Regions from separate parts of the Homo sapiens genome. Here region 2 is linked to region 1. A link is a loop called in an ENCODE intact Hi-C map of the cell type or tissue named here. Cell type or tissue: psoas muscle. All regions are shown on one strand. Each heading gives the region's core, and the rest is flanking DNA. Links, peaks and the distances in the headings are about the cores only.

The links. A loop is a pair of places that touch in the nucleus more often than their neighbours do. Peaks named below come from ENCODE experiments on the same cell type or tissue, not always from the same donor. Only the 100,000 strongest peaks of a DNase experiment are listed, where the experiment ranks them.
Region 2: it touches region 1 in a loop (3.0-fold over the local background); 42 of 110 quality-filtered maps call a loop at or near these places.

The regions. Positions count from the first base shown.
Region 1 is chr4:37,892,866-37,908,417 of GRCh38, reverse strand. It overlaps TBC1D1 (TBC1 domain family member 1), which reads right to left. Exons shown (of 22, transcript NM_001396959.1): 2 at 5,906-6,415. The coding sequence starts at 6,322. Among named protein-coding and RNA genes, the nearest start is that of TBC1D1, 9.6 kb to the right of the region's middle. RefSeq lists enhancers at 6,591-7,154, 8,329-8,867, 15,187-15,466. In psoas muscle, for the core only: no CTCF peak of the experiment used is centred there; no DNase peak of the experiment used is centred there.
Region 2 is chr4:38,028,778-38,044,329 of GRCh38, reverse strand. It overlaps TBC1D1 (TBC1 domain family member 1), which reads right to left. Exons shown (of 22, transcript NM_001396959.1): 8 at 8,632-8,742. Among named protein-coding and RNA genes, the nearest start is that of PTTG2, 76 kb to the right of the region's middle. In psoas muscle, for the core only: a CTCF peak has its summit at 8,836 (motif pointing right); no DNase peak of the experiment used is centred there.

The DNA.
Region 1 (15,552 bases), core at 7,048-15,047:
CCTGGCCAACATAGTGAAAACCCATCTCCACTAAAAATACAAAAATTAGCTGGGAGTGGTGGCGGGCGCCTGTAATCCCAGCTACTCAGGAGTCTGAAACAGGAGAATCTCTTGAACCCGGTAGGCAGAGGTTGCAGTGAGCCAAGATTGCACGACTGCATTCCAGCCTGGGCGACAGAGAGACCCCCCAAAAAAGGCGCTTACACCAAAAATACTTCCATGTACACTGTCTCTGACTTACCCTGGGCCCGGCACACACTCTGCCCACTGCCCTCGACCACACACCAGCCTGCACTTCTCCACCTATTACCATCTCAAGAACCCCCGCCATTTCCCACTCAAAATCCCCTCTTTCCTTTGACTGATGTAAAACAGCACCATGTAATGTCAGAAGCCCCAGCCTAACACTTCTGCTACCTGCTCCTCAGTGCTGGAAAGTCCCTTTAAAGGAAGCAGAGCTTTTTCCTCCGTGGATAAAGAAAAGAATGAAAATGCAATTACTTTTATGAATGATCTAAAATGACAATCAGTATGAGGGGCAGATTGGATTTTCTTCTGAGTAGAGATTTTGTAGAAGAGACAAGGCTGAAGAACTGGAGAGAAGAAGAACCCTGAGATGATTTTCTTAGACTTGAGAATGTTTCTAGGTCTGAGTCTGGGCAGACTCTTGATTTCTTTGGGATGTGATGAGGTAAAGATCTAGTCAGGGTCACTCATGCAACCATCAGTTTCCAGAGTGGATATGTCCATTTACTTACCATGTTTACTTACCATGGACTCAAAGGCAACACTACATTTTAACCCAGGACCTTATGCCACTGTGTTCACACATTCTGAGGGACGTTCATGGGTGTTAGGAGAAAATGTAACCTATGGTGCATGTATGGTGCATGCCTGTAATCCCAGCTACTTGGGAGGCTGAGGCAGGAGAATCGCTTGAACCCGAGAGGCGGAGGTTACAGTGAGTCAAGATTTCACCATTGCACACCAGCCTGGGCAACAGATGAAACTCCGTCTCAAAGAAAAAAAAACTGCTAGATAGATCAATGGATTTTAACATAATAAAGTGCAAAAAATACTTTGATATAGTTTCAGATTTCATATTACAGCTAACCTTCTAAAAACTACCACTTGTCGAGTTGTAGCATTAAATAAAAAGATCCACAATTTTCTAAAAAGGCTATGGATATAGTGCTCCATTTTCCTACTATGTAGCAGTGTGAGGCCAAATTTTCTTCATATATTCAATTAAACAATCCATCACAACAGAATGAATAGAGAATCAGCTATGAGAATCCAGTTATCTTCTATTAATTCAGACATTAAGGAGATTTGAAAAAATGTAAAACTCTTATTACTAAATATTTTTTGGAAGACATAGTTATTCACAAAAACATGTTAACATGTAGATGTTTATTACTTTTGTTTTTTAACAAATTAATATCTTTACAATATCTGAGTTTTAATTTCTAATAGAGTACATATTAGTAGATATAACCCAAATAAACCGATGGTCTTTGGGATCCTTAACAACTTTGAGGAGTGAAAAGAAATCCTTAGAACAAAATGTTTGAGATGCTGCCTTACTGCATTTGATCATGGAAGCTTTTCCATGTGGAGCAGTTTAAGTATACAAGGGGTCTTCAAAAAGTTCATGAAAAATGCATATTATTTAAAAACTATGCATGGATTTCCATTTTTTGGCACCAAATAAACTTGTATTAACTTGTAGCATGTCTGAACAGGATCTGGGATGAGGCTCTAAGAAGGATAAGACATCAGTTTGAAAAGACCCCCTATCAGAGAAACATGAATCCTGCTAAAATCAAAGCAAGAAGAAACATCAAACTTATGGTGAAGTTTGGGTGGAAGAATGGTGAAATCACTGATGCTTTACAAAAAGTTTATAGGCACAATGTCCAAAGAAATCAGCAGCTTACAAATGTATAACTCATTTTAAGAAAGGATGAGGCCAGGTGTGGTGGCTCATGTTTATAATCCCAGCACTTTGGGAGGCCAAGGCAGGTGGATTACTTGAGGTCAGGAGTTCGAGACCAGCCTGGCCAACACGGTGAAACCCTGTCTCTACTAAAAATACAAAAATTAGCCAGGCACGATCATGTGTACCTGTAATCCCAGCTACTTGGTGGGCTGAGGCAGGAGAATCGCTTGAGCCCGGGAGGCAGAGGTTGCAGTGAGCCGAAATCGGGCCACTGCACTCCAACCTGGGCAACAGAACAAGACTGTGTCTCAAGCGGGGGGGAAAAGAAAAAGAAGGGACGAGACAATATTGAAGATGAAGCCTGCAGCAGCAGACCATCCAGATAATTGTTTGAGGAAAATATTCATCTTGTTCATGCCCTCATTGAAGAGGACCAACTAGCCAATATCATAGACATCTCTGCTGGTTCAGCTTACACAATCCTGGATGAAAAATTAACACTGAGCAAACGTTTTACTAGATGGGTGCCAAAACCATTGCCCTCAGATCAGCTGCAGACAAGAGCAGAGTTTCTAATGGAAATTTTAAACGGGTGGGATCAAGATCCTGAAGCATTTCTTCAAAGAATTGTAACAGGTGATGAAACATAGTTTTACCAGCGCAATCCTAAAGATCAAGACAAATTTAAGCAATGGCTACTGAGAGCAGAAGTGGTCCAGTCAAAGCGAAAGTGGACTGGTCAAGGGCAAATGGTTGCAATAGTTTTTTGGGATGCCCAAGGCATTTTGTTTGTTGACTTTCTGGAGGGCCAAAGAATGATAACATCTGTTTATCATGAGAGTGTTTTGAGAAAGTTAGCCAAAGCTTTAGCAGAAAATCGCCTGGGAAAGCTTCACCAGAGTCCTTGTCCACCATGACAATGTTCCTGCTCATTCCTCTCATCAAACAGGAGCAATTTTGCAAGAGTTTCCATGGGAAATCATTAGGCATCCACCTTACAGGCCTAATTTGGCTCCTTCTGACGTCCTTTTGCTTCTCAATTTTAAAAAATCTTTAAAGAGCGCCAATTTTTCTCCAGTTAATAATGTATAAAAGACTGTATAAACATGGTTAAATTCCCAGGACCCTCAGTTCTTTAGAGACCGACTCAATGGCTGTTAACATTGCTTACAAAAGTGTCTTGAACTTGATAAAGTTTATCTTGAGAAATAAAGCTTATGTATATATGTGTTTTTTACTTTTTAATTCAATTTTTCCACAAAATGTTTTGAAGTTTCCTCATATTCTATGGAACATACAATAGAAAACAATCTCATGGCATGCTTATAAAATTGTTCCTTTACATGCCTCTTCTCCCAAGACATTACTCAGTGAATTAATTAGATGCTGGTCAAAGGGTTTCCTCGCAAACTGTAGTTTTGTGTTTATGATGCTGGCAGTAAATGCATATGTCTTCTCTGGCAAATGCAGTTAGTGCTGACCTCATCTGTTTAGAAGAGGCCTTAACCTGGAGAATTATTTCACCCAGCAAATGTTATAAGTAGTCAAGAGAATGCTCCTACAGCAGATAATCCTTCGCTATGAGATACAGTGACATTGGTGTCCCAAGAACAGAAAATCTATCACGCTGTTAGCATCATGGCCAGTGTGATTTACTGTTCTGTTTCCAACAACAAAATCACTGATTGAGGTATATACCTATACTACAAATTATTCTTTTATTAAATGAGCAGAGTAATGACAATTTGTGTTTGCAAAAATGGTATGCAAGCCAAAAATCACTTAAGAACTAATTCATATTTCAACCATGGGTTTTTAGCATATAGAGTAAGTCCAATTCTCTACTTGGGGAAAGACTGGAAGTCCCAATTACAGAATTTGGTTATAAATCTCTTTCTCTTGTCAGGCATCCGAATGACTGGCCAGAAGCCTATTCTCAGATGGCCGTAAAAGATTTTGGGAAAGAGTCAAATGTGTAAAATGCTGAACAACGATTCCACGCACAAACTCTCCCCAAGGAAATTCAGTCCAAATACTATATAGAGCTGGACTGAGGTACAGGCTGTTCAGTCCTCTCATTTTCATTCTGGAATTTGTCCAAATAATAGGAGCCATTAAGTTATACGTGTAGTTTTTAAAATGTTCCTCAAATATGACCAGAATCTCATCTTTGAAAGCTGAAGGCACTCATCTAGGTATCATGTTTCTTTTTACCTAAGACGTGAAATGAAATTAGCATATAATCTGCCTCTAGTAAAATTTTCTTGAATGAAAATGTTTTTATGGCTATAAATGCTTACTAAGTTTCAGGTCGAGTGCTACCTCATTTAGTCTTTCCAGCAACTCTATTGGATAAATACTGTAATTATCCCCATTTAACAGATAAGAAAACAGACTCAATTGCCTGAGGCCACCCAGTTTATGGGTGCAGAAGTAGGATTAGAGTACAGGAAGTTAGTCCCTCTGAATCTCCAAGCCTGATGCTGCCGTGCCCACTTGAGATGTGTGGACAATAACATGAAATGATTTATAATATGAGAGTTTGATTCTGTGAGTGAAATGGTGGTTTTGAGCTCCATATTAGCCTTTATTTCACAAAGCCTTCTCTACCCTTTGGGTGTGTGTTAGGCTCCCTTCTCAGTCCTTCCATTATGTCCTATACATAGATCACCTGGTCCTATTCCCCACTGATGCTCCTGCCTTCCTACAAGCCTCTGCTAATATCATCTCCAACAGTACCTGCAACAGCAATTCTGAATGACTAGAAGAACCAACAAATGAACAAGCAAAAGGGCATCTACTTGATACCAAGAATATTAATTTCTAAATAAGGTCCTTACACCCTAGAGAGTACATAAAATAACCTAATGGAGTGCAGAGAGAAAACTTTAGCATTTCTATCCAGATTTTAACCTTGAAAATATGAGAAGCTTTCAAGGCTTCACTGACAGTTAACAGGTGGATTGACACTCGCATCCTCGCCCTGTACATGTGGCAGACAGCTTGAATCACATGTGACTTGGCTTGCTTGGCACCCAAAACAACGGCAAGACTCCACAGTCCATGGGGTTAGCTGTGGAGCCCTGAGCCCAACTGAGAAAGTTGCTATTTGCATTATATTTTCAATTTTATCTAAGCTAATCCTCATAAAATGGGCAAGCATCTTCAAATGAGTCCTGCCCAGAGCTACAACGAATGCTAATAACAAAGCAAGCACAAATGAACGAGGAAAGAGCAGAACTTTTACCATGTCTCACATTTTTTTTCAGCCATATCATGTGATAATAACAAGCTAATCAGATCTGACCTGAGGTTTGCGAAAGAAAAAAACACAAAGAACCCCTGATCGCATCAAAACTTAGATGCATATCCAGCGTTCTTATCAATGACCTTTGCCTAAGTGAACATTATGCCTTGGGAAACTGGCCAGTAGCATTTTTACACAGTTTACGAATGACTATATTTTTCTTAATAGGATTACAAATGTGGAGATTTAGAACTTTGCCACTCAAAGTGCAACCTGCAAAAGGGCAGCATCAGCATTTCTTGGCAGCTTGTTACAAATGCAGTCTTGGGGTCCACCCCAGACCTACTGAATCAAGATTCACATTTTAACAAGATCCCCAGGTGACTCACAAGCTCATTTCAGTTTGAGAGGCATGGCTTTAGAACATTCATCTGAAATAATGTACATCTTAACACTTCTGCTCTTAATTAGTAGTTTTAGACTGATTTCTCTTGAATTTTTGAACTCAAAAACTGATAATTTCTCGTATCTGTTTTCAAATGTGCTTTAAAACTATAAACTATCACCATAAAACAAAAATTCAGCTAAGTAATCAATTTATAACTGCAGCATTAATTCCTTATTCATTTCAGTATACTTAAAATAAATATCCTGACCCCCATACAATAAAAACCAGCCAGCCACACCTTAGTCTTTTGGATCTCCATCTCACTTACTTTTGTTTGATCATCGGCTTTGAACACATAGCAGATACTCTGCCGGTGGACAGCGTCTTCCTTAATCAGACAAGCAAAGTAACTTGGGTCATGACTGTTGTGAATCAGTTTGTGAACACGCTGAGGCTTGCACTCAAAGATGCTGGAATAGATCAGGGGATCCCACTGTTGACTTCTCCCTGGCTCAGGTTCACATCTCAGTCCAGAGGGTGAAACGCAAAGCCGGACTTGCTTGGTTACAGGTTCCTTTCTGGTGGACTGCCTGCTGAGTCTTCGCACCTCAGCCACAACCCAGGGCAGCATGGGCATGGTGGTCAGGGAATGCACAGGCAGGGAGCCCACCAGCTGCAGGCCAAAATCCACCGAGACCTCGTTAGAAAGCAGATGTTTCCTTGCTGTGAATGTTATTGGTTCCATCTTGGGAAGGGTCTGGGAACTCAGCAAAACAGTTATCACTGTTTTTCTGTTTTGGATCAAGCAATCTATTTTACACACTTCATATGCAGAAACCTGGGGGAGAAAACCAGAGGCATTAGAATTTAATGAAGTCATAGCAATAGCTACCTTCAAAGGGCTATTATTTCAGAAGAACTCAAAAGCCTGAAACCCAAATATAATAAGAGGTTCAAATAAGCTTCTCTGCCTAGAAAGAACTTTCTCAAAATTGTATTCCATATAAAACCTGGTTATGGCATAACTGTCACACTCATTACAGGTAACAAAGAGCCCACTGGGAAACTACTATGAAACACAAACCTCCTAAAGCCAACAAAGGCCCCCATGATAGAAGACGATACAGTGCTACTCTGACAGCATTAAACCTCAGTTTTAAACAACTGATCTGGGACAAGTAATATCACTTAAGATATTACTTACATTTTAAAAGACTCGCCCAGGTAGTCTAGAGGTTCTGAATCACAAATCCACCTTCCATTAACATGTCTTCAGTGCCTATTATGTTGCAAACATTGTCTTAAACACTGTTTTATTCAGTTCATGTGCTATAAGCTATCACTCCAACACCTGGCTTCTTCTCATCAACAGATATCAATGTTAGGCCAGGTGCAGTGGCTCACACCTGTAATCCCAGCACTTTGAGAGGCCAAGATAGGTGGATCACCTGAGGTCAGGAGTTTGAGACCAGCCTGGCCAACATGGTGAAACCCCGTCTCTACTAAAAATACAAAAATTAGCCTGGTGTGGTGGTAGGTGTCTGTAATCCCAGCTACTCAGGAGGCTGAGGCAGGAGAATTGCTTGAATCCAGGAGGCAGAGGCTGCAGCAAGCCAAGATTGTGCCACTGCACTCCAGTCTGGACAACAGAGTGAGACTCTTTCTGAAAACAAACAAACAAAAAACAGAAAACGCTTCTACCAAACCCAAACCCAAACTCCCTTAACTACATTTCCCTGTCTATGTTCTTTCTTCCTTTTTTTTTTTTTGAGACAGAGTCTCGCTCTGTTGCCCGGGCTGGAGTGCAGTGGCACGATCGTGGCTCACTGCAACCTCCACCCCCTGGGTTCAAGCAATTCTCCTGCCTCAGCCTTCCAAGTAGCTGGGATTACAGGCATGCACCACCACACCTGGCTAATTTTTGTATTTTTAGTAGAGATGGGGTTTCACCATGTTGGCCAGGCTGGTCTCGAACTCCTGGCCTCAAGTGATCTGCCCACCTTGGCCTCCCAAAGTGCTGGGATTATAGGCATGAGCCACAGTGCCCAGCCCTTTTCTGTTTTCAACAACCACGTTTGATGTATCCTAACGCCTTCTTGTCCTATTGGATGACAAAACCCTTTTGTTCAAAGCTGAGTTGTCTGTGGGATCTCAAGCCCTATTCTTTACTCACTTGCTCCCTGGATCTTCAGTCTCTCCTGTATCCAGCTCCCTGCCCCTGCCCCACTCCCCTAGCATATGGACAGATGCTAAGGTGAAACTCCATGAAGGCAGGCGTTGCATCTGTCTGATTCACTGCTATCTCCCTCGTGTCTGCCATAGTGCCTGACTCAAAGTAGGGACTCAATACGTATTTTAAAAGAATAACTGAGGGGCTCAATAAGTATTTTAAAAGAATAACTGAGGTCTCTCCAATCGAAAAAAAAAAAAAAAGATATTTCCTTTGATTTCAAACTTCCCTTGGCCATGGCTCTTTCTCTTCCTTCCCTCCAAGGTAAGGTCTACACTTACTGTCTCCACTTCCTATTGACCATCCATTCCTGGTTTGTAAGGCCTGGTTTGCCCTAGGGATCCACTGAAATTCTGTTAAAGTTGCCGAGGTCCTCAAGGTTGTAAAATTTAAAGGAGGCTATTTAGCCCCTGACTGCCTTGTTTGCTCTGACGAATTTCTCAATCTTGGCCACACCTTCCTTACTTTTTTTTTTTTTTCTTTTTTTTTTGAGACGGCTCCTCGCTCTGTCGCCCAGGCTGGAGTGCAGTGGCGCGATCTCGGCTCACTGCAAGCTCCGCCTCCCGGGTTCGCGCCATTCTCCCGCGTCAGCCTCCCGAGTAGCTGGGACTACAGGCGCCTGCCACCGCGCCCGGCTAATTCTTTTGTATCTTTAGTACAGACGGGGTTTCACCGTGTTAGCCAGGATGGTCTCGATCTCCTGACCTCGTGTTCCGCCCGCCTCGGCCTCCCAAAGTGCTGGGATTACAGGCTTGAGCCACCGCGCCCGGCCACACCTTCCTTCTTGAATCTCTTCTGGTTCTTATCTTACCTTTCTGGTTGTTTCTTTCCACATACTTCAAAGGCTTTTCTTCCTGTGTTTGACTTCATCCTCTCCCCTCATTTCACCTGCTGTTTTGGGCAATCTCACCTAATCTTTTGGTGTCAAGCACCACATTCTGGTGATCCTGCTGCTGATGACAGCAGCTGACTTCTATTGAGTACCACGCACTTTGCCTATGTTGTCTCATTTAACCTTTGTAACATTTATCCGCTAGAGCCCACTATGATGAACTAGGAAACTGAAGCCCGGAGAGCTTCAGTCACTTATCACAGGAGATGGGGGGCAATTTGCACTTGAGTCTAAATCCCATCCCCTTGACTGCTGCACAAGAATGCATCTACCACATACACCCTAATGGTGCCCAAGTGTTCTGCTCCCACGGAAGCCTCCTTCCTGAGTTCCAGATCCATATAGGCCATTAAATATTTCTATCTGGATAGCCTATAGGCTCCTAGGCCTGAATTTAGTTATTTTAAAGCTAACTCGGTCTCATCTCCCTCCTTCCCAGAATTTCTTTTCCCTCCTATGTGCTGTATCTAGGTGAATAGCATCACTACTCACTGAATGGCCAAGGGGTCATTCAGATCCCTTCTTCATCCTATTACTACCTCTAACTGACTTCACCAACTACTCTTTCTTTTTCGTCCTAGAGAAAAGGTGCCCCATCCTTCAATCCACCCATCGCATATTTCCTGGAGTAACTTAATCAACACAAAATTTATCATATCACACCCCTGCTAAAAATTCTCTAATAATTCCCCCATACAATCTGAAGTCTTCTACCTGGCATATAAGGTCTCTCAGGAATCTGGCTGTGTCTATATCTCCAACTTTATATTCTCCCCTAAAATGCCCTCCTTGGTGCACCTTTTAAAGGCTCTGAAGATAGAGAACTAGTTATGGTTCCCCGTTTCTCATGCCTCTGAGCCATGGTGCATACGGTTCCTCTCTCCTCAGAATATAATCCCTGCCACAAACTGCAAAGGGTCTGAGATTTTACCTTACTTGCAAACTAACACGTTAGCCCGCCACAGTTATCCTGCTGGTAGAAAACATGAGACTCCTGGGTTGGAGACGAAGGACAATTTATTACTCAGGGCAGTCACAGTAGCCAGACAGTCAGCATTTCTCTTGGTTCCCTGACCCCCAATTCCCACAGGTCAGGTGACATCTGTATCATGGTGGGTTACAGGAAAGGCAGCTGAGTTTAGGGAGCCGGAATATCTTATAGTGGGAAGTACAGGAAGCAAGCGTGTCTGCCCTTTGCTCCAGAGGAAGACTCTATTTCTATCTTCCATGACTGTTTGCTGTAGAAACATGATGGAAAAGGTAGTTTGGAACACAGGCACTCAATGCCCTGCTTACAAGGTGTGTAGAAACAGGAAGGACCCATGGAGAGTCATCTACCAACAGTCTCCATCCTTGTCTTCTATTTCCAACTAGTACTTAAGTCCTACCTCAAGCAACTACCACCTCTTTTTTCCAAGGTGTTTTAGGGCATGTATCAGCAGGCTTTTCTGCACTTTCTACCCAATCACCATATTTAAGAGTTTGAATAGGTGTCCCTCAAGAAGACCGTAAGCTTCTTGAATTCTTAAGGTTTGGGGTTTCCAAAATCAGTATTCAAATTTTAAACCTTTTCTGAACAGGAACTGAAGTCTATTCTTTTTACTCTGTGTTTTTCTGTATAATATATATGCACAATGCTAAGAGCAAATTTTTATAATATAATTTGAACATAACTCATAGCTAATTTTTTATTTCAAATGTTCAAGAAATAAAAAATAAAGCAATACTTTATTTACAGCTCAGGCATTTCATGAAAGTAAAGTCCCTGACTGTCCTTTAAAGCACAGCTTCTCCTAATAATGAAAACGGACTTGAAGTTCACATAATCCCATAAATAATGATCTCTCTTTCTCTTTATTCTCTCTCTCACAGGTGAAAATGACATTAAATGTCTGGATCGACTTCTACTCCTGTAACAGAATCTGTTTCATGTTCTAACTGTTGACAGCTGCTAATCCCAAAACATGTTTAAAGAAGTACTAGAATTATTACAAAGGATAAATCTGAGCTCTATCAATTATTTTAGATGATGCAGTTATTAATATAGTGGCAACAAGCATAGCAGAATTACTTTCAATTTCCTTCTTAGAGTATAGATGTACACAGTACCAAAAATTCAGTCATTTAAATCAGTTGATAATAATCAGTCATCAAATGAGTCCTGCCATTTCATTGACAAAACATTTCAATGCCTGAAGTTTTTGTTTTTCAACCAGCTGTAGCATGTTCTTAGCTTCTCTGTAAAAAGTAGATTAGACCTTAGCACTGTTCATAAACTATCAAATAATAAGTTCTACATCCAACATAGCCATAATTATTTATAAGCAATTCAGATTCTGCTAATATAAGATTCAGGGTAACTTAGATCAGGTGAATATCTACATTACTTGTCAATAAAAACTTCCATAACAGAGATAAACTATGCAAATAATATTAGGGATTTGGTTTAAAAGTAACTGCAATTTTTGCCATTAAAAGGAATGGCAAAAACTGCAATTATTTCTGCACCAGTTTAATACTAACAAACCATTTGATTATTTTTTAAAGCCATCTCAATCCATGTTATTTGCACTCAACCTTTGACCATTCTTTAAGCCCCAAATAGAACCTCATATTCCAAGGAGAACTCTTATGTTTCATACCCTCAGCAAGAAATACTGTGATTCCAATAAGCTTCTAGTAACGTTCTTGTTAGTAGAGTTGTCTGTGTACACGCCCTATCCCTCTACAGCAAACCTGTGTATTCTGCACAACTCCCACCTAGCACAGTCTTTAAACATAGTAGCTACCCAAGACACAAAGATGTCCTTTATTAGAACAGTTTCAATAATCTTGTTAATGTGTCCTGCTATGCTACATATCTCTGGCAGCATACACTTAGAATCATAAAATTTTAAAGCTAACAAGCTCCTTTTAAGCCATTTAGAAATTTCCCTAATATTTGAAATGAGGCAACTAGATTCTGGAAAAGTTAAGTGGCTTGTCCAAATTTAGTGACAGAATTGGGACAATCCAAGTCCCTGACTCCCATCCAAGTGCTGCAGAGAACCCCAACTTCCTCATGAAAACACTTTCAAGTGTGAAGTTGAAAAAGCAAGTTACTCAGCTTCTCCAAATATTGTTTGTTCTTATAAGAGAATGGAACAAGATCATCCCCAAGTTTTCTTCCATCTCTAAAATCTGGTAAATCTTATTTTCATAATGTATAATACCAAATGTCCCCAACATTGTGTGGGGATGGAAAGCTGCTCCCTTCTTCCCTTAAAGAACAAAAATGTGGGGGAGGTACATGAAGAAAGGATGGGAATTATTGATCAGGAAGTGAGAGAAGCAAGGGTAGGTATTAGTAAGCTGCTTATTGGGAACCCCCTTTGTTCCCAGCCCCCTCCACTCCTTCACAGCAAACTACAGAGAGCAGGATGGGGACTTTACAGTAACTGACAGTACAACAGCCTCTGCAGCTTCAGCCCTCACCTCCTCAGAATGCTGGTGGGAGTGGGTAGGGAGAGAAGAAAGGATGAATGGAGGGGTGCTAGTGGCCTCTAGCTCTAGGTCAGATTAGGAACCGGCCAATATTGATTGGCTGTTGGGGACCCCAGAATGGACAGGAAGTCCCCAGGCAGCTACTCATATTGCTCTGTGAATCAATGGTTTAATTTCTCTGTTCTTTACGCCAGATGGAGTGAGCATGCACCTGAACAGAATTATACTGCAACCTGAAGTACTCTAATCCCATGCAGTAGGCTCACTGACTTGGCTACACTCTTCATCCACTTCCTCCACAGGATTCCACCCCAACGGGAGCAGTGTGTTCCTCACCCAGGAATCCCACAGGGAGCAACAACCCTTGGAGTAGAGGCTGTTTCACCATTGCATGGAGCTCCTGAAACCAGTGGTTCTAAATGTTTTCATCATCAAGGATGCTTTAGTACTGGGGTGTGCCTTTCTAATTTGACATGTAAAGTAATGATGCTTTTGAATGACTTCTTTCTCATATAAATTATTATTATTATTTGAGACAGAATCTCACTCTGTCACCCAGGCTGTAGTGCAGTGGCGTGATCTCAGCTCACTGCATCCTCCGCCCCCTGGGTTCAAACAATTCTTCTGCCTCAGCCTCCCCAGAAGCTGGGATTACAGGTGTGTGCTACCATGCCCGGCTGATCTTTGTATTTTTGGTAGAGATGAGATTTCGTCATGTTTGCCAGGCTGGTCTCCAACTCCTGACCTCAAGTGATCTGCCAGCCTCGGCCTCCCAAAGTGCTGGGATTACAGGCACGAGTCATATAAATTAGAGCCAACTCAAGGCTAGTCCTTTAGAATGGCACTGTCACTTCTTATACTCTTCATTGCACAGGAAAAAGGGTGGGAAATGGGCGAGTGTCCTAGCTGGCCCTCAGAGATTATGTATAACCCTCCTACCTGCAGTGTTCCTTTAAGTTATTCTGCTAAAAGTAAAAAGAATAGTTACCAACACATTATCATAGTGTGTTTATTAACTGATTTAACTTACAAAACGTTGGACAATAAAGGAATATTATCATTGAATAGTGGCACAGAAAAGTGAGGTCACCTGCCCAAGGCCATACTATAAGAAGTGGCAGAATCGGGATTTGAACCCAGGCCCTTTGGCTCCAGAGTTTGCTTGCTCTTAACCACTTTGCTAGAGCAATATCTGTTGACCACCTACCACTTCATGGACATTTTACATTCATGATCTTCTGTACGTTCACAAAGCTGAGAAGTAGGTTTTGTCATGCTCATTTTACCAAAGGGTTCCCTCACTAATAAATTGTGAAGGTGGCATTTGAATCTATATCTGTCTTATCTACAAACTTCTGTTGTTTCTCACAGATGATATCCAAAGATCCCATAGATCTTTAGATGGGAATAACCCTCAAATATCTTTCTAGTGGATTAGCTGGGTTGGTCTATCTAAATTTTGCTTGGCCTCAGCAATCCAAACCTAACATCAAAATTATACTCTAAAAGTATAAAATAAATAAACATAATAATAGCAATAAATAATATTGAGTGCTCACTGTGTACCAGGCACTGTTCTAAGCACTTTGCATGTATAAATTCACTAATTCTGGCAACAAACCTATAGGGCTTACCTAATTCAGAGGTTTAGATTTGCTGATTATATAAAATGTGCTGATAAATACACGCATTGTCTTTTGAAGAGAAAAATAGCTGTTGCTCATCTCAAAGGAGACAGGCACACTCAAAATTAAATGCCTCTTTGTTGGTTCTAAAATGTATTTCCTACATTCTGCACAGCTTCATAAAAACCTACATATCAAGAGTTTTTCAGTTGGCCCAAATATGACACATCTTTTTCTAAACATCTGAAATCTGAAAAGGGACACATTGCCCCTGCATCTAAGACCTCATCAAATGGAACTTTTGGCTTAGAAATGTCAAAAACTGGTCGGGCGCCGTGGCTCACACCTGTAATCCCAGCACTTTGGGAGGCCAAGGCGGGTGGATCACAAGGTCGGGAGTTCAAGACCAGCCTGGCCAAGATGGTGAAACCTCGCCTCTACTAAAAACACAAAATTTAGCCGGCCGTGGTAGAGCACGCCTGTAGTCCCAGCTACTTGGGAGGCTGAGGCAGGAGAATCACTTGAACCCAGGAGGCGGAGGTTGCAGTGAGCTGAGATCACGCCACTGCACTCCAGCCTGGGTGACACAGCAAGACTCCTTTCAAAAAAAAAAAAAAAAGTCAAAAACCTTGAAGCATGAAAACCTTCATGTCTTTCGTGAAGAATCTGGTCTAAAGATATTTTTTATTGGAATGTGGTGTTGGAAAGGAAGAAAAGTCAGTGAAGGAAATTGTAAGGTAACAGTTCTGACTGAAAACCTAAATCCTTCGTCATCACTACAGGGATACAAACCCCAACACTACTCTGCTGCTGAATGGACTCAGTGGCACGATCATGTTTCACTGCAACCTCCGCCTCCTGGCTTCAAGCGATTCTCCTGTCTCAGCCTCCCAAATAGCTGGGACTACAGGCACATGCCACCATGCCTGGCTAGTTTTTGTAGATCTATATTTTTGTAGAGACAGGGTTTTGCCATGCTGGCCAGGCTGGTCTCGAACTCCTGACCTCAAGTGATCCACCCGCCTTGGACTCCCAAAGTGCTGGGATTACAGGCATGAGCCACCATGCCTGGCCATGGACTCAGTCATTTTAATGAGCAGATTTTACTTCTCAAGTTTAATGACCAAGAGATGAAAACTGCTGAGAAATATATAAAATATTGAAACTAACGTGGTCATTAAACTTGAGAAGGGCAGCACGGTAGACTGGAAAAGGGCAAAACAAATGATCCTGAGGCACCCACACATATACAGGAAGTCCCCAAATGGGCCGTGATACATTTTCAGTCCTCTGGGAATCTGAAAAGAGCAAAAACTGGGGACCTACAGAGAAATGCTGTGGAGAGAGTAGGAAGGACTTCAGGGAGCTGCCATTCTGTCAGATCAAATTAAAAGCATGTTCAAAGACAGAATCCTCTTGAGCCCCTTGCTCTCCTCCCTACCATCTACTCTAGAAAGCTGGTGGCCAACAGAGCAGGCAGCTGTGGTGCCTGCTCCAGGCACCAAGACAACTGAAGATGCTGCTGTGAACACAGAAGAGGTAACAGCCATGCTGCTTGATTCAGGCTCCCCACTGCTTGCCAGGGTTACATCCTAGAAGATCCTAGAAGATCTGGACCACAAAAAAGCCACCCGCCCACATCTGGCTCTGCATAGGGGTACATCTCATTGTCATTGCAGCCTTCCTGGTCAAAGCTGTCTTCTAGGGAAGTGGGGGACAGGGATTATCACCAGCTGGATAATGAG
Region 2 (15,552 bases), core at 4,374-12,373, 140 kb before region 1:
GCTCCCTTCTCTGCTTCTTAAAGGAATGAAAAATCTCTAGGACACATCTTTTTGGCACCAGGCCATCATTCTGATCCTGTCTGTGATCTCACCTCATCTGCTCCTTAGTGACATGGCTGCAAGTCCAGGAAATAATTTTGCCTCAGAGAGTTGCTTTGATTACCCCAAGTAAAATGACGAAATGTGCTTTGAAACCAATCAGTTGAAGTAGTTTATTGCTCAGACTCTGCAACTGGATCAGAGATCTGTCTTCACTAACCGTGGTCTTCGGCCAGTTTCTTACTTTTCTGAGCCTCAAACTTCCTCTTCAGTAAAGTGAGACCAATGGCAAGATCGAATCATAACACTGTGTTGTGAGACTCAAACAGGTAAAGTGTGTAAAACATTGAACACAGCGTGGTAGAAAGGTAGCTATCATTAGCTTTTCAAAATAAAACAATAACTTACCTTTGGGGGCATTTCAGAAGGTGAGACAACATAAATTTCTCAATTAAAGAACCTATTCTCTCTGCCTATACAATTCCTTCATCCCTTTCTACAGATCTCTTGCTTTCTTGCGTTTTCCTCTCTCCTACTTTTATTTTCCCATCATCCTTTCATTCTTCTCTGCAACCAAGCTTCTCTCCCTTAACTACTAGCCATAAAAACTGAAAATAAAAATACAATGGAGTTTGCTTGACAACCACTAAATGAAGTCTTAGTGTTACTTATTTACAAGGAGGTACTTTTTTTTTTTTTTGAGACAGGGTGCCAGGGTCTCACTTTGTTGCCCAGGCTGGAGTACAGGGCCACAATCATGGCTCACTGCAGTCTTGACCTCCCAGGTTCAAGCAATCCTTCTCCCTCGGCCCCCAGAGTAGCTGGGACTACACACAGCTAATTTTTTGTAGTTTTTGTAGAGACGGGGTTTCACCATGTTGGCCAGGCTGATCTCAAACTCCTGAGCTCAAGTGATCTACCTGCCTCAGCCTCCCAAAGTGCTGGGATTACAGGAGTGAGCTACCACACCCAGCCGAAGGTACATTTTTTTTTTAATATGCAACAAAAATCTCTGAATTAAATTGTTTCTTATGTGGATTCTCACCTGATTGCTTTCTGTTAGAAAATAATTTCGTTAGAAAAAAAAACGGCCAGGCGCAGTGGCTCATGCCTGTAATCTCAGCACTTTGGGAGGCCAAGGTGGGTGGACCACCTGAGGTCGGGAGTTTGAGATCAGCCTGGCCAACACGGGGAAACCCTGTCTCTACTAAAAATACAAAAAACAGCCGGGTGTAGTGGCGCACACCTGTAATCCCAGTTACTCAGGAGGCTGAGGCAGGAGAATCGCTTGAACTCAGAAGCCGGAGGTTGCAGTGAGCCAAGATCATGCTACTGCACTCCAGCCTGGGCGACAGAGCGAGACTCCATCTCAAAAATACAAACACACACAAGCAAATCCCCCATTACTCTAAATACTGATATATTCTTTGTTGCAGTTATTTCAAGCACACAGAAAAGTGTAGAGACTAATATAACAAATACCTTTGTATCACCACCTGGCTTTGTTCAAGTGAGCATTTGCCAGGGGTTGAGAACAGTGAGAAGCCCAGCTCTGGAGTGCAATGCCCAGGTGAAATGTTCCTCTGCTATTCCCTGGCTCTGTGGTCTTGGCCAGACTGTTACCTCCTGTCCCTTTCAGGTCCTCTACCTGCAGCCTGAAGACGTATAGTGAACTTTCCTCGCAGAGCTGTCATGAGGCTTAAATGAATGAATACAAATTAAAACACATATACCAAGGCCAGGTGCAGTGGCTGATGCCTGTAATCCCAGAACTTTGGGAGGCTGAGGCAGATGAATCACTTGAGGTCAGGAGTTCGAGACCAGCCTGGCCAACATGGTGAAACCCTGTCTCTATTAAAAATATAAAAATTAGCCAGGTGTGGTGGTGCACGCCTGTAATCCCAGCTACTTGGGAGGCTGAGGCAGGAGAATCGCTCGAACCCAGGAGGCAGAGATTGCAGTGAGCTGACATCGCACCACCGCACTCCAGCTTGGGTGACAGCGTGAGACTTGTCTCAAAAAATAAAAATAAAAAATGTAAACCAGACAATCAAAAAACATCAGATATCATGACTATTACCTACTCTATGAGCTTTTTTTGTTTGCTTGTTTTTTGGGATGGAGTCTCACTCTGTCACCCAGGCTGGAGTGCAGTGGTACGATCTTGGCTTACTGCAACCTCTACCTCCTGGGCTCAAGTGATTCTCATGCCTCAGCCTCCCGAGTAGCTGGGACTACAAGTGTGCGCCACCACATCTGGCTAATTTTTGTATTTTTTTTGTAGAGATGGGGTTTCGCCATGTTGACCAGGCTGTTCTCGAACTCCTGGCCTTAAATGATCCACCTGCCTTGGCCTCCCAAAGTGCTGGGATTACAGGCGTGAGCCACTGTGCCCAGCCTACTTTCTACTTTTAATGGGAACCACTGCAGACATCTTTGAAGCTTAATCACCACTACTTCCCCACACCTGGCCATATGCAGAAATATTTGGTGTTTATCCTATCAATTCATGTTTTCTGCTTTTATATGTATGTGTCCATAAAAGATATGTAGTTGAAACTAAATGAATGGTGTCATACTGTACACATCCTTCTGTAAATTAGCTTTCTTCTTTCAATATTATTTTTGAGATTTATTCCTGTTGACAAATTTTTTTTGATTCACTCACTTTAGTCAGAGTGCAAATATTCACTGCATAACCTAATTTATCTATGTTCCTATTGTTAAACACTTATTTGCTTTTTTTTCTTGCTCTTACAAAGGAGGCTGCAGTGACCTCTCTTATATAGAGCTCCTTATAGACTCATGTGAAATGTTTGGCAAGGGAAATAATGAGGAATGTCCTCACTGGGTCACAGGGACTGTGCCCCTTCAGACTACACCAGATATTATCAAGTTTCTCTTCCCTGAATGGTACAAATTCATGTTCCCAGTATCAGTATAGGAAAGTTCACCTTTATACGGTATTGTCACTTTTTAAAAATTTCTGCCAATCTAATGGGCATAAAATGTTCCTTGAATATGTCCTCCCCTCATTCTACTGCTGTTAGGTATTATTTTATTCAGTCATCTGCTGTTCGAAGACCTTATGTCTTCTTTGAATAATGAAATCCTAATTCACTAATGAATGCTACACATTTTTCAAAGCATAAAAGAGAAAGAATGGATTCTCATAAAAGCGACATTCAGCTTTGTCCAATTATCCATAATTGGACTCTCTATGAGAATGAGAATATGCATCAAAAGAATGGCTACTACCTTAGAAATTCCTTTGAGAAGGGGAACTATCATTTACCTTTGTGTTTCACACTATAGAGCGTACCCTGGACATGTAATATTGGCTTGTTCAAAATGAGTGAATGAGCAATGATCCCCAGGCAGGTCCACGGGAAATACACGCCTAAGGTAACAGACTCACTCAGCAAATAGTGACCAAGTGCCTGCTAAATGCTACGCGCCACAGGGAGGTGCACAGAATCTGTTGCAACCGGTTCTGTGCAATCACTGACCAAGTGTAAGTGCCTGTCCAGGCTCGAGGCAGCCTCCAGAGTGAAGGGAATTGCCCACAAAGGGCTCCCAGGGGCCTGCCTTCAACTCAACACCAGTTACAATGTTAAGAAAATGCAGAATTGCTTTCAAACTCATAATAAAGCTTTCATAAAAGTGAAGCAAGCTGAATTGTTTTGATATATAAAGAAAATATGAGCCAGGCGCAGTGGCTCACGCCTGTAATCCCAGCACTTTAGGAGGCCAAGGCAGGCGGATCACGAGGACAAGAGACGGAGAACATCCCATCCAACACAGTGAAACCCCGTCTCTACTAAATATACAAAAATTAGCTGGGCGTGGTGGCGCACGCCTATAGTCCCAGCTACTCAGGAGGCTGAGGCAGGAGAATCGCTTGAACCCGGGAGGCGGAGGTTGCAGTGAGCCAAGATTGTGCCGCTGCACTCTAGCCTGGCGACAGAGCGAGACTCTGTCTCCAACAAAAAAGAAAGAAAGAAAGAAAGAAAATATTAGCTAAAAGACTAAAGCAAGCAGCATCAGTTAGTAGATCCTAAGAGACAGAAGTGCATTTGTATGCATGTGTTTTTAAAGCAGGTCTGAAGAATCTCTGTGTACTTAATTCAATGTTTCTTCTGCTCTCCCCTACTATCAAAAAAGAGTCTTTTCCACGTCTATTGCCATAATTAAAATAAAATGTTTAAAAAATTGCATTTAAAAAATAATTCACATTTAGAAATGACTTGTTTCTTATTTATCTTAAAACAAGTATCTAGAAGTTTCTCCTTGGAAGATGACACTGGTTCTTAGACAATAATTTCTTTAAAAAAAAAAAACAGAGATGGGGGTCTCGCTATATTGACCAAGCTGGTCTCAAACTCCTGGCCTCAAACAATCCTCCCATCTCAGCCTCCCAAAGTGCTAGGATTACAGGCGTGAGCCACCGTGCCTGGCCCTCACAGACAATAATTTCTAATTTGGAGGCTCCACAGTGAATTCTATTGCAGTCATTATATTGCACATCCTTCAACAGATGGGGTAAACTCTAAGCATGAAAGTTTGGATTCAAGTATTCAAGCTTTAAATCCTGATGCTATACTGAAATTCTCAGTTCAGAACTCACCATCCCAGGCTGGCACAATGTATCTACCAGCAGCCTTATTCATAATCAAGCAGCTCAGAAGGAGAATGGAGAAAGAAACTCTTGACATTAATACCACAGAACAAAAAGGAACAAACTACTGATACAAGCAACTGATACATGCAACAACAAACTACTAATACATGCAACAATGTAGCATAACGTTTCTGATGAGTCTCAGAAACGTTATGCTAAGTGGAAGGAGCCAGAACTCAAAGAGTATGATGCCGGCCAGGCGCGGTGGCTCACACCTGTAATCCCAGCACTTTGGAAGGCCGAGGTGGGCAGATCACAAGGTCAGGAGATCGAGACCATCACGGCTAACACGGTGAAACCCCGTCTCTACTAAAAATATAAACAATTAGCTGGGAGTGGTGGCAGGCACCTGTAGTCCCAGCTACTCAGGAGGCTGAGGCAGGAGAATGGCGTGAACTTGGGAGGCGGGGCTTGCAGTGAGCCAAGATAGCGCCACTGCACTCCAGCCTGGGTGACAGAGTGAGACTCTGTCTCAAAAAAAAAAAAAAAAAAAAAAAAAAAAAAAGAGTATGATGCCATTTATAAGAAATTCCAGAACAGGCAAAACTAATCTAAGGTGAAAAAAATCAAAACAGTGGTTACCTGGGGGAAGGGGTAGTGAGGACTGACTAGAAGACGAATATAGGGCTACTTTCTGGTAGGATGAAATTTTTTTTTTTTTCCCGAGAGGGAGTCTCTCTCTGTCGCCCAGGCTGGAGTGCAGTGGTGCGACCTCGGCTCACTGCAACCTCCGCTTCCCGGGTTCATGCCATTCTCCTGCCTCAGCCTCCCTAGTAGCTGGGACTACAGGCACCCGCCACCACACCTGACTAATTTTTGTATTTTTAGTGGAGACGAGCTTTCACTGTGTTAGCCAGGATGGTCTCAATCTCCTGACCTCATGATCCGCCCACCTCAGCCTCCCAAAGTACTGGGATTACAGGCGTGAGCCACTGCGCCCGGCAGGATGAAAATATTCTATATCTTGATAGGGGTTTGAGCTACCTGAATGTAGCAGCAGTGGTCAAAACTCAACAAATGGTACACTTAAGATTTGCATAACCTACCATATGTAAATTTAATCTCCCCAAAATTGGAAGCAAACACTAAATTCTAGTTAATGATATACATGCTAAAGTGTTTAGGGATGAAGGGTACTGATATCACCTAATTTGAAAGGCATGCAAAAATAAGGTGGACTAATAGATAAATATATGATAAAGCAAATTAACAAAGTCTTTAAAACTGTAAAATCTGGATGGTGGGTATATGAGTGCTCATGGTATAATTCTTTCAACTTTTCTATATGTTTGAAATTTTTCATAATAAAATGTCACAAAAAAAGAAAGAAAATCTTATCTACTAGAAAACAGACCCAAGAAAATCAGTAAGTAGTTATATAGCATTAAATTTTGTTAAGCTCCTTAAAAAAACACACAATAATTAAGATAAAGTACTTAGACATCAGACAAAGTGGCTCCACTACTCACTAGTAACTGCTTGACTGCTCTTCCCCATTTCCTCATCTATAAAATGGGTATTTTACCACCTACCTCAAAAAACTTGTAGAATGAATGGAGTCATTTATGTAAGGAATGAGAACTCTATCTGGCACTTGGCAAACATTCAGTAAGTGGCAGCTGATTTCATACTAATTTTTGTACCACCTCTGTGAATACAGGTGGAAACGACAAGTCCATTGACTAAAACGTGACAGCCTCTAACTTAATGTATAAGTCTTGCCCAAACTGAACCCTGTTCTATAAGATCAAAAGACTCATTCAGGGTTTTTTCTATTTCACAACTCCTCTGACAGTTCTCCAGCACTATTCTTTTGGTCTTTGAAAAGCGCATATGGCCTCCCTGCCGACCCTGACACGCACAGCACTGAGAGAAGCGCTCACTGTCCTCTGTCCGCTTCTGAAGTCCTGTGGCCAGAGAAGTTCTTTGTCAAAGCCATGATCCTACCACGGTCTATGTCACATCTTCCCACATTTTCAAAAGCTTTAGAAATTTTTAGGTGCAACAAGAAGGTAATGAAATCCACGTGGCTAAACTGATAGCAGAAAACATGAAAAGGATCTATCAGTGAATCTCAAGGCTGTGCCTAATGGGTCTATAAAGCAGCTGCTGCTCTGAAAAACCCACTCCTCAGAGCCCATGAGAGTGTCCAGCCTGGAGTACACCAACCTCATCAGGGGATTAGGGCAGCTTCTTTATAGACGAAGACATGAGCCGTCTGGTTCATGATGTTTAGAAACCCCTAGTAAAAGTGTTACACAGATGCCAGTTCTGCTTGTAAGGCTCAGTCACTTCTACATTGAACTCTTATGTTTTTTTGGGTAAAAAAAAAACATTAAACACATTTCTCCATTGGATGATCTATGCCCAAATCATAAAAATATTATGCTGGTCCATAAAAATGAGTCTGCAGTTAGGTCAAAACTTTCCATTCACCATAAATGCTCAAAATGTTTAGTAAAAGAAGACTTTCCATCCACCGTAAATGCTTCATTCCCCTTTCTAGCAGTTATAAATTACTTCAAAATTATCAATTTCCTGTTGGAACAAGTCAGACTGACTCAGATAAAAGAAAATCAGAACAGGGAAAAAGCTATCAGTGGCACAAGAGGGGAAAAAGGGAGTGGAAAAGAGAAAAGAAATAGGCTGAAAAATGAACTCCAGAATTAACTGAAAACTTAGACCAACTGGTCCATCCAAAAATGAACAGGAGAGACACAGAACTTGAATGCTATCTTAAGGGTACAGGTTGGGAAGGGAGGAATGGCTACAAACCAAGACCACAAGTCAAAACCCCAAAAAACACAGGTCATATACTCATGTTAGAGTCACTGCTAAAGGACCTCATGGCTGGCCAATGAGATTAGAAACCGTGGCTGACACTGTACACCAGCCCAAGTGTTCAGGGAAGGCACGTGACTGCCAAAGCCACCTAGAAGGTAGAAACCTTATGTGGAGATTTGCTAAGTGTACACCCCATGAAAACTGCACACTTGGTTTAGGGTCCAGACGCAAAGGCTGCCGTAGGACAGGGCACACCACTGAGCACACAAGTGTCTTTGGAACACGTACGTGGGGAGTGTTCAAAAAGAAAAAGGGAACATACTTTTGGGAAACTGAGAAACTTGTACATCCTTCACTGATTTTTCTCTAGATTTCTGGCCAACAGGTAACTTTAGCAAATATAAAATGTGTATGTTTTGAAGCTATTAATGGTTCATTATGAATGGACTCACATGGAGTCCAAAAGACAAAGGAAATGGTCTGTGGTACCATGTAACATAGGGACTCCCAAACCTGAAGATCTTCCAAGGGAGAGATCTGCAGAGAGCCCCAGCTTCTGCCTTGAGACCCCACAAAGAGAAAAGCTAAATAAGGCTGTAGACAGTGGAGGAGGGGAGGGAGACTCTGTATTTCCACCATGCAAAATGGAATTAATCCAAGTTCTAACCTGAATAGCACATAAGTCAGGCTTGCCAACATTGTATCTGATTTGTGACCTAGCATTTATATCACAAAGGACGTTCAGGTACTTTTTGTAATTCCAAAGGCAGCCATGCAATGTCCTTCCAGGTTTACAAAGAAGAAAGGCGAGGTGACAAACCAGCTCCCTGCAAGCCAAGCAGCTCATCTTGGTGGCATCCACTCTTACACTCAATTCTTGCTGCTCTAAGCCAGTCCTCTTATTAGAGCAACTGTTCTGCCTCCACTATGGTGCAGGCAGAAACTTTTCTTATCTTCTCAAGCATACATAGTCTAACACTCCCAAATTTCCCCTCTATGTGCAACAAAGGAAAATAAAACATAGGGAGAAAAAAAGGTATCAGAGTTTCAGAAAATCCTCAAAACGTTGTTTATACAGAGACTTGGCAGAGACTTGGCAACAATTACAAGAGACAAAAATGCCATACCTGCTTCATCTCCCCAATATGGATGTGTTCTTTCTGTTTCTCTTCATATAAACATCTCAGAAAAGAAATAATCAATTCATTCTCTCGCTGCTCATTTCTCGGTCTCAATTTCTTTAAAACAAAAATCAGAAACAGGATTTATTTTTAATCGTCAACAATATTGCTAAGCCGTCTTTTTAAATGCTAACAGCTTCCATCCACTAAACTAGTGCTTTTACTCAATCATCTCACCAGGGGGCACCAATGATCCTAAAAGTAGAGAGAATTTTTAAAAAGGAACAGTGGAGCCAGTGGGCCAGATTTAGCTTTTCATCTCTGATGTCCTCCCATCTAAAAATGAATCTTTAATATCAGATAGAGACACAGTCAAAATGTTTAACAAATAAATAGTTTTTAAAACAAGAGGAAAAACACAAAATCCATATAAATACCCAAAGGTCAGGGGCCATGATGACCAAACATTGACAAACTCTTAGGGAACGGGCAAGGAAAACAGCAACGGGATTCAGTGTCATAATTTCCTATGTCGAATGTGTTCACCGTGAAGCACTCTGTGGAATCCCCATGGGGCACCCCCTTCCATACAAAACTTCATGGCATGTACATTTCTTTCTTCTTTCTTTAAAAAAAAAATTCTCTCTATGCCTTTTAACTTTTAGACAGGGTCGTGGCACAGCACACTGGACCAGAAGTCAGGACATGTAGGTTCCGGCTGCTGCCGAGAAGTGTGAAGCCAAGCCCCTTAATTCTAGCTTCCCTGTCTGCTGAAGTGAGGATGGTGCACAGAGGAAACTCTATGGTCTCCTCCTGCTCCCAAATGCTTTGGATTTGAAATGCCAGAGTGAATTTTTTTAAAGTCCACCTAATTTAATGTATGATTTTATCATATATGAAGAAAGTAAAATGAATTGTTTTGGGATACACAAAGTTTTTAGTCTATAAATTTTGAAAATACATCTTTTTTTATGTTGACAAGTATCCATTGCCTGTTCCTCCCCTCTCCCTACTCCAAATTTCCAGACTGTTCTTTAAAACAAATTCAGTGACATAAATGGATCAACTACACAAGGATCTGAATCTGGGTCAACACCACTCTTGGTCACTTCTTCCCCAGCTAACTAAGGAAGCAACTTTACCCTGCACATAATAAGCATTCAAAGCAAAGGTAACACTAACCCAGACTTTCTGACAGTCCTTTCTTAAAGAAACCCAGTCCTTTCTTAACGAAAAAGATTAAAGGTAAGTTGTTCTTGTTACTTAAGGAAAGGATAGTTAATGATTAGAAGGGTTTGTTTTCATTGAGGCCTTCCTGTTCTTTCAAATTTCGGACTGAAATATTAAATATTTTGGAGGCTACAGCAGACACTCTCAACCTGGACTCCAGGCTGTGAACCCCAATATTACAAAATTTTACAAGTTATATGCAAAAAGTGGATTTCTCTGGAGAAAGTGGGCATTAGATTCTCAAAAAGGAAAGTGGCAGTAATGCCACAATCCCAACTTAACACTGCTAGATCAAAGGGTTATGGGTACACTGAGCCCAAATGTCCACAAAACAACAAGAACTCCCATTTATGGTTGGCGGGGATGCAAAACAGTACAGCCACTTTGGAAAACAGGCCAGCAGTTTCTTGTAAAACTAAACACATTCTTACCACATAACCCAGCAATTGCACTCCTTGGTGTTTACCCAAATGAGCTGAAAACAGCATCTTTATTCACAATTATCAAAACTTGGAAGCAACTAAGATGTGCATCGATCGGCAAATGGGTAAAGAAACTGTAGTGCATCTATAAAACTGAGTATTATTCAGCAATGAGAAATAAGCTATCAAGCCATAAAGAGACATGGAAGAACCTTAAGTGCATATTGCTAAGCAAAAGAAGCCAGTCTGAAAAGGCTACTGTGTGATTCCAACTACATGACATGCTGGAAAAGGCAAAACTATGGAGAGAGCAAAAAGATCAAGGATTAGGGAGGAGGTGGGAGAACAGGCAGAACACGGGGATTTTTAGGGCAGTGAAACTATTCTGTATGATACCGTAATGATGGGCACATGACATTAAGCATCTGTCACAACCCACAGAATACAGAACACCAACAGTGAACCCAAATGTAAACCATGAACTTTAGTTAATATCAATGTACAAATATTGGCTCATCAATTATAATGAAGAAACCCTCAGTAATGCAAGATATGTTAAAAATCGGAGAAACTGTGGGGTGGGGGACAGTGAAAGCTAATACGGGAACTCTGTACTTTTCACCCAATTTTCCTGTAAACCTAAAACTGCTCTAAAAAAAATTAAGTCTATTAAAAAAAAAATGATCCAGGGAAACAGACAGGAATTATGAGGCCTCTGAGCAGGTACAGGCGCCTGATGGTTGGCCCACTCTTTCTTCTCCTGTGTCTTTAATTAAACCTTCTGGCTATCTCCACAAGAAAATGTATATTGTGCTTGGAGAAATTCTTCATCATCATCTATTTCAAAATATTTTAAAGGGCTAATCATATAGTAAGAGGAGGAGTATTAATATATTTTTCCCCTCAAAATACACTTTTAAAAGAAGGAAATTAGACCAACTGGGAACAGTATACTACCACAGTTGTTTTTCATTAAAAACTGATTAAGAATCAGAGACTGCGTCATGGAGCTTGTTAAACATCATACAGAAGTCACTAAAGCAGAGAAATAAACGTCGATGGTGTTATACACAATCAAGAAACAAATCTTTCCTTAATGTAATTCTGAAATACAATTAGTGAGGTGTCACCTCCCTAAAATCTCCCATGCAACTTCACCATCCTCGATAGTAGCAAATCATTAATTCTTTCTTTCTTTTTTTTTTTTTTTTTGAGATGGAGTCTTGCTCTTTCACCCAGGCTGGAGCTGGAGTGCAGTGGCACAATCTGGGCTCACTGCAAGCTCCACCTCCCAGGTTCACGCCATTCTCCTGCCTCAGCCTCCCAAATAGTTGGGACTACAGGCACCCGCCATCACACCCAGCTAATTTTTTTGTATTTTTAGTAGAGACAGGGTTTCACCGTGTTAGCCAGGATGGTCTTGATCTCCTGACCTCGTGATCCACCCACCTCTGCCTCCCAAAGTGCTGGGATTACAGGCGTGAGCCACTGCTCTGGGCCAAATCATTATTTCTTAAAGGTGATTTAACTTTATGAACATTCATTAGTCAGAGAGATAAGTCTTAGGAAAATAATGGGGAATCGAATTGGGTAACATCACTGTGCCATCAAAAATTACTTGCTTGTTCAAAATTAAACTATGATGTCAGAAGTCAGGATGATGGTTACCTGGAGGCAGACACAAAACAGGACTATGAGGCAATGGAAATGCCCCATTTCTTTCTTTTTTTGGGGGAGACAGCATCTCGCTCTATCCCCCAGGCTGGAGTGCAGTGGCACAATCCTGGCTCACTGCAACCTCTGCTTCCCAAGTTCAAGCGATTCTCATGCCTTAGCCTCCCGAGTAGCTGAGACTACAGGTGCGCACCACCATGCCTGGCTAATTTTTGTATTTGCCATAGAGACAGGGTTTCGCCATGTTGGCCAGGCTAGTCTTGAACTCCTGACCTCGGGTGATCCGCCCGCCTTGGCCTCCCAAAGTGCTGGAATTACAGGCATGAGCCACCGCGCCTGGCCAGAAATGCTCCATTTCTTAATCTTGGCACTGGCTGCACAGTTGTATATACCTTATAAAAATTCACTGAATTATACATCATTGATTTGTTTGCTTTTCTATATGCATGTCATACTTCAATTTATAAAAGAATATTACAAAATAATTAATCGCCTGTTAAAAGTAACAAAACTAAATTAGTTACATGTTTCTTAACCTATAAGAGGCTTATAAATTGTCATAAACGCAATTCAGATATAAACTGCCAGCTGGGCAAGGTGGCATGTACCTGCAGTCCCAGCTACTTGGGAAGCTGAGGTAGGACGATTGCTTGAGCCCATGAGTTCGCAACTGAAATGTGCTCTGATCACACCCTAGAATAACCACTGTGCTCCAGCCTGGGTAACAGAGTGAGCCCCTTTCTCTTAAAAAAAATTAATAAATAAATAAATCAATTTCCAACACTGATTGATGCATCCCAGAATGTTGAGAAAGCCCATGGTCTCCTAAGGGAACTACTTAAAAAGACAACACTCACTTGGACACTACAGTCTAACATCTTAAAACTCACTTGGACACTACAGTCTAACATCTTAAAACTTAAAGTTTTCAGTCTAACATCTTAAAACTACAGTCTAACATCATTTTAAAACCATGCAAAATCCAACTAAGCTGATATATATTCTTCAGAAAGTAAAAAGAGTCTCTTCTGACCATTAACCTTTAACTTGTGAAGTCATGTTACTTAATGAATTATCAATGTCTACTGAGTATAAATCTACTTGATTTATCTAGTCAGTATTTAATTAAGTCATTCCCTGAAACACACTCATATAGATTAGGAGAATTAGACTTGGAGATATTTTATTTACTAGCTCCACATTGGCTTCACAGCAATTCTTATCCTGAGATGATCAGTTTGGATTTAGTATATTCACCCAGTAACAGAGCATCATGGGGTCATCCTAACACATGCCCAGCTAGATATGTTTGAAAATGAAACATTTCAAAAACGCTCATAAATAAAAATATGGCTTTGCAGTGTGGTATGCCCACATGCCCATCTGGCATTAAGTTCTCAGAGTGCTCAAAATTAGCTTGTTTACAGTAGAGATAACCTCCAGCATCGTTTACACAGTTATTAGTGATTTCTTTATAGCTGTTAGAGTTCCATTTTTTGATTTAATATTCATTTACATGATCCTTAAATAAGGTATGTTTTAATAACTAAGTAATCACGTACCATTAATTTCAACGGTAATTACATTTCCCTTATGAAAATTTGCATGTAGAGGACTTTTTCCGAAACAAATTCCCCTCCAGGAAAGACTGAACAAAGGAAAATATTTACCATTCTATTTTATAAGGAGACTCAGGAAACTGCAAAGCCACCTTTTTCCTTACAACCTTTTTGAAATGTATGATTTTCAAGCACATTAGCTGGCACTGCTGTCTAAAATGAAACCAATGACTTGGTTTATAAAATGTTTTATAAAACCAAGAATGGTCATTGAGGACATAATTCAACAAGACCATCTAACAAGCCTCTAGAATAAAAGATCCATGCACAAATCTGTATCACTCAAGGAACAGCCACACTCACAGTGATGGAAGACAAGGCGAGAGCCGGCTTTTCAAAGTTGGTGAATACAACCTCCCTTTGGTGTCTGGAGCAGCTTAACAATTACAGAGACCTCTAGAACAACACACAGGATATTAACTGAAAGCTCTTTTTCTAAAGCAAACCTTAGTCGTAATCTACTCTGTTCTAAAGTGTCTTTACCATGATGTACTCAGTGTCTAAAAGCCTGCATGAGTCAAAGAGAATCTTGGAATCATATCCATTAGGAACATCTCATTGCTGCGGAAGAATATTTTGTGTATTACCTATACTGATTCATCACACTGTTTTAGGGAGAGCTACGTGGTGCTGTCTAGACAAAAAAGAAAACCCACATTATGAGAGGGAAGTTCCTCTTCTATTCTTGATAGAAAGATGGTTTCTTAAAGTGACAGGACAGCTCTAGAACAGTAAGTGGGCCAGCATTAGATGAAAAAGGCCCCAACTTGAATTGTAAATGCATTAACAATCAGAAGCATATTGTCCATTTTTGAATTCCAAATGCAAATCACAGTATATTTTCTAAGAGTATTGTGTACTTAGAACTCTAAAGATCTTTTAAGAAAAAACAAAGTAGCATGTCTCAAGTTGATTCAGAAGAAAACAAGAAAATGCAAAGACAAATGAAAATTGTGAAAATTACCCTCTAGGCTATTTGAGACATGAAAAAACATCTTTCTATGCTCTCTTCCTGAAGCATATGCCAATTCTACTGTAGAAGGAGAACAAGGGAATAAGACAAGACCTCTAACGTGATTAAAATGAGAAAGACGGCCAGGCGTGGTGGCTCACAGCTGTAATCCCAGCACTTTGGGAGGCTGAAGCAGGCAAATCACAAGGTCAAGAGTTAGAGACCAGCCTGGCCAATATGGTGAAACCCCGTCTCTACTGAAAATACAAAACTTAGCAGTGTGGTGGTGGCAGGCGGCTGAAATCTCAGCTACTTGGGAGGCTGAGGCAGGAGAATTGCTTGAACCCGGGAAGCAGAGGTTGCAGTGAGCCAAGATCGCACCATTGCACTTCGGCTCTGGGCAACAGAGCGAGACTCTGTCTCAAAAAAACAACAAAGAGAGAGAGAGACAATCCTTTCATTTTTTTTACACTAACAGAAAGCAGATCGTGGATCCTAGTATAGTCTTTTCCCAGTGAGGAAGGAAAAGCACTTAAACCCACCCAGTTGCTAGCTGTCTTGTTTTGTTTAATGGCTCCTCTATTTGTAGATCCTGCTGCCCGCCCCTCAAAAGGAGATATTTATTCTTTGATATGCTTCCCTCCCTAAAAAAGTGCCAGGGAATCATCGAAAATGCCCCTCAGCTAAAGCAGACATGAAATTTTGGATGACCTCATTAAAGATTCATAATGAACAGGCTACAGGCATGCCAGCACACACAGCATGGTCTCCCCGAGATACACTGCATCTAAATGCAAGGGCAAGAGCTAGCTTCCAAGTTTATTGCAGAAAGCTGATGAGCTTGAATTTTGTTTTGTTTTTGTAGGTTTGATATATTATCAGGTTCCAAGTAGACAGCATGACCTAAATTTATTTTCAAAAATGAAAAAAAAAGGTGTTGGGGGAAAGAAGGAATTCTGTTCAAGTTCATGTACCAAACATTGTCTCATTCGACTCCCACACTTAGGTCTGAAATCCTAAGCGGGAAGGG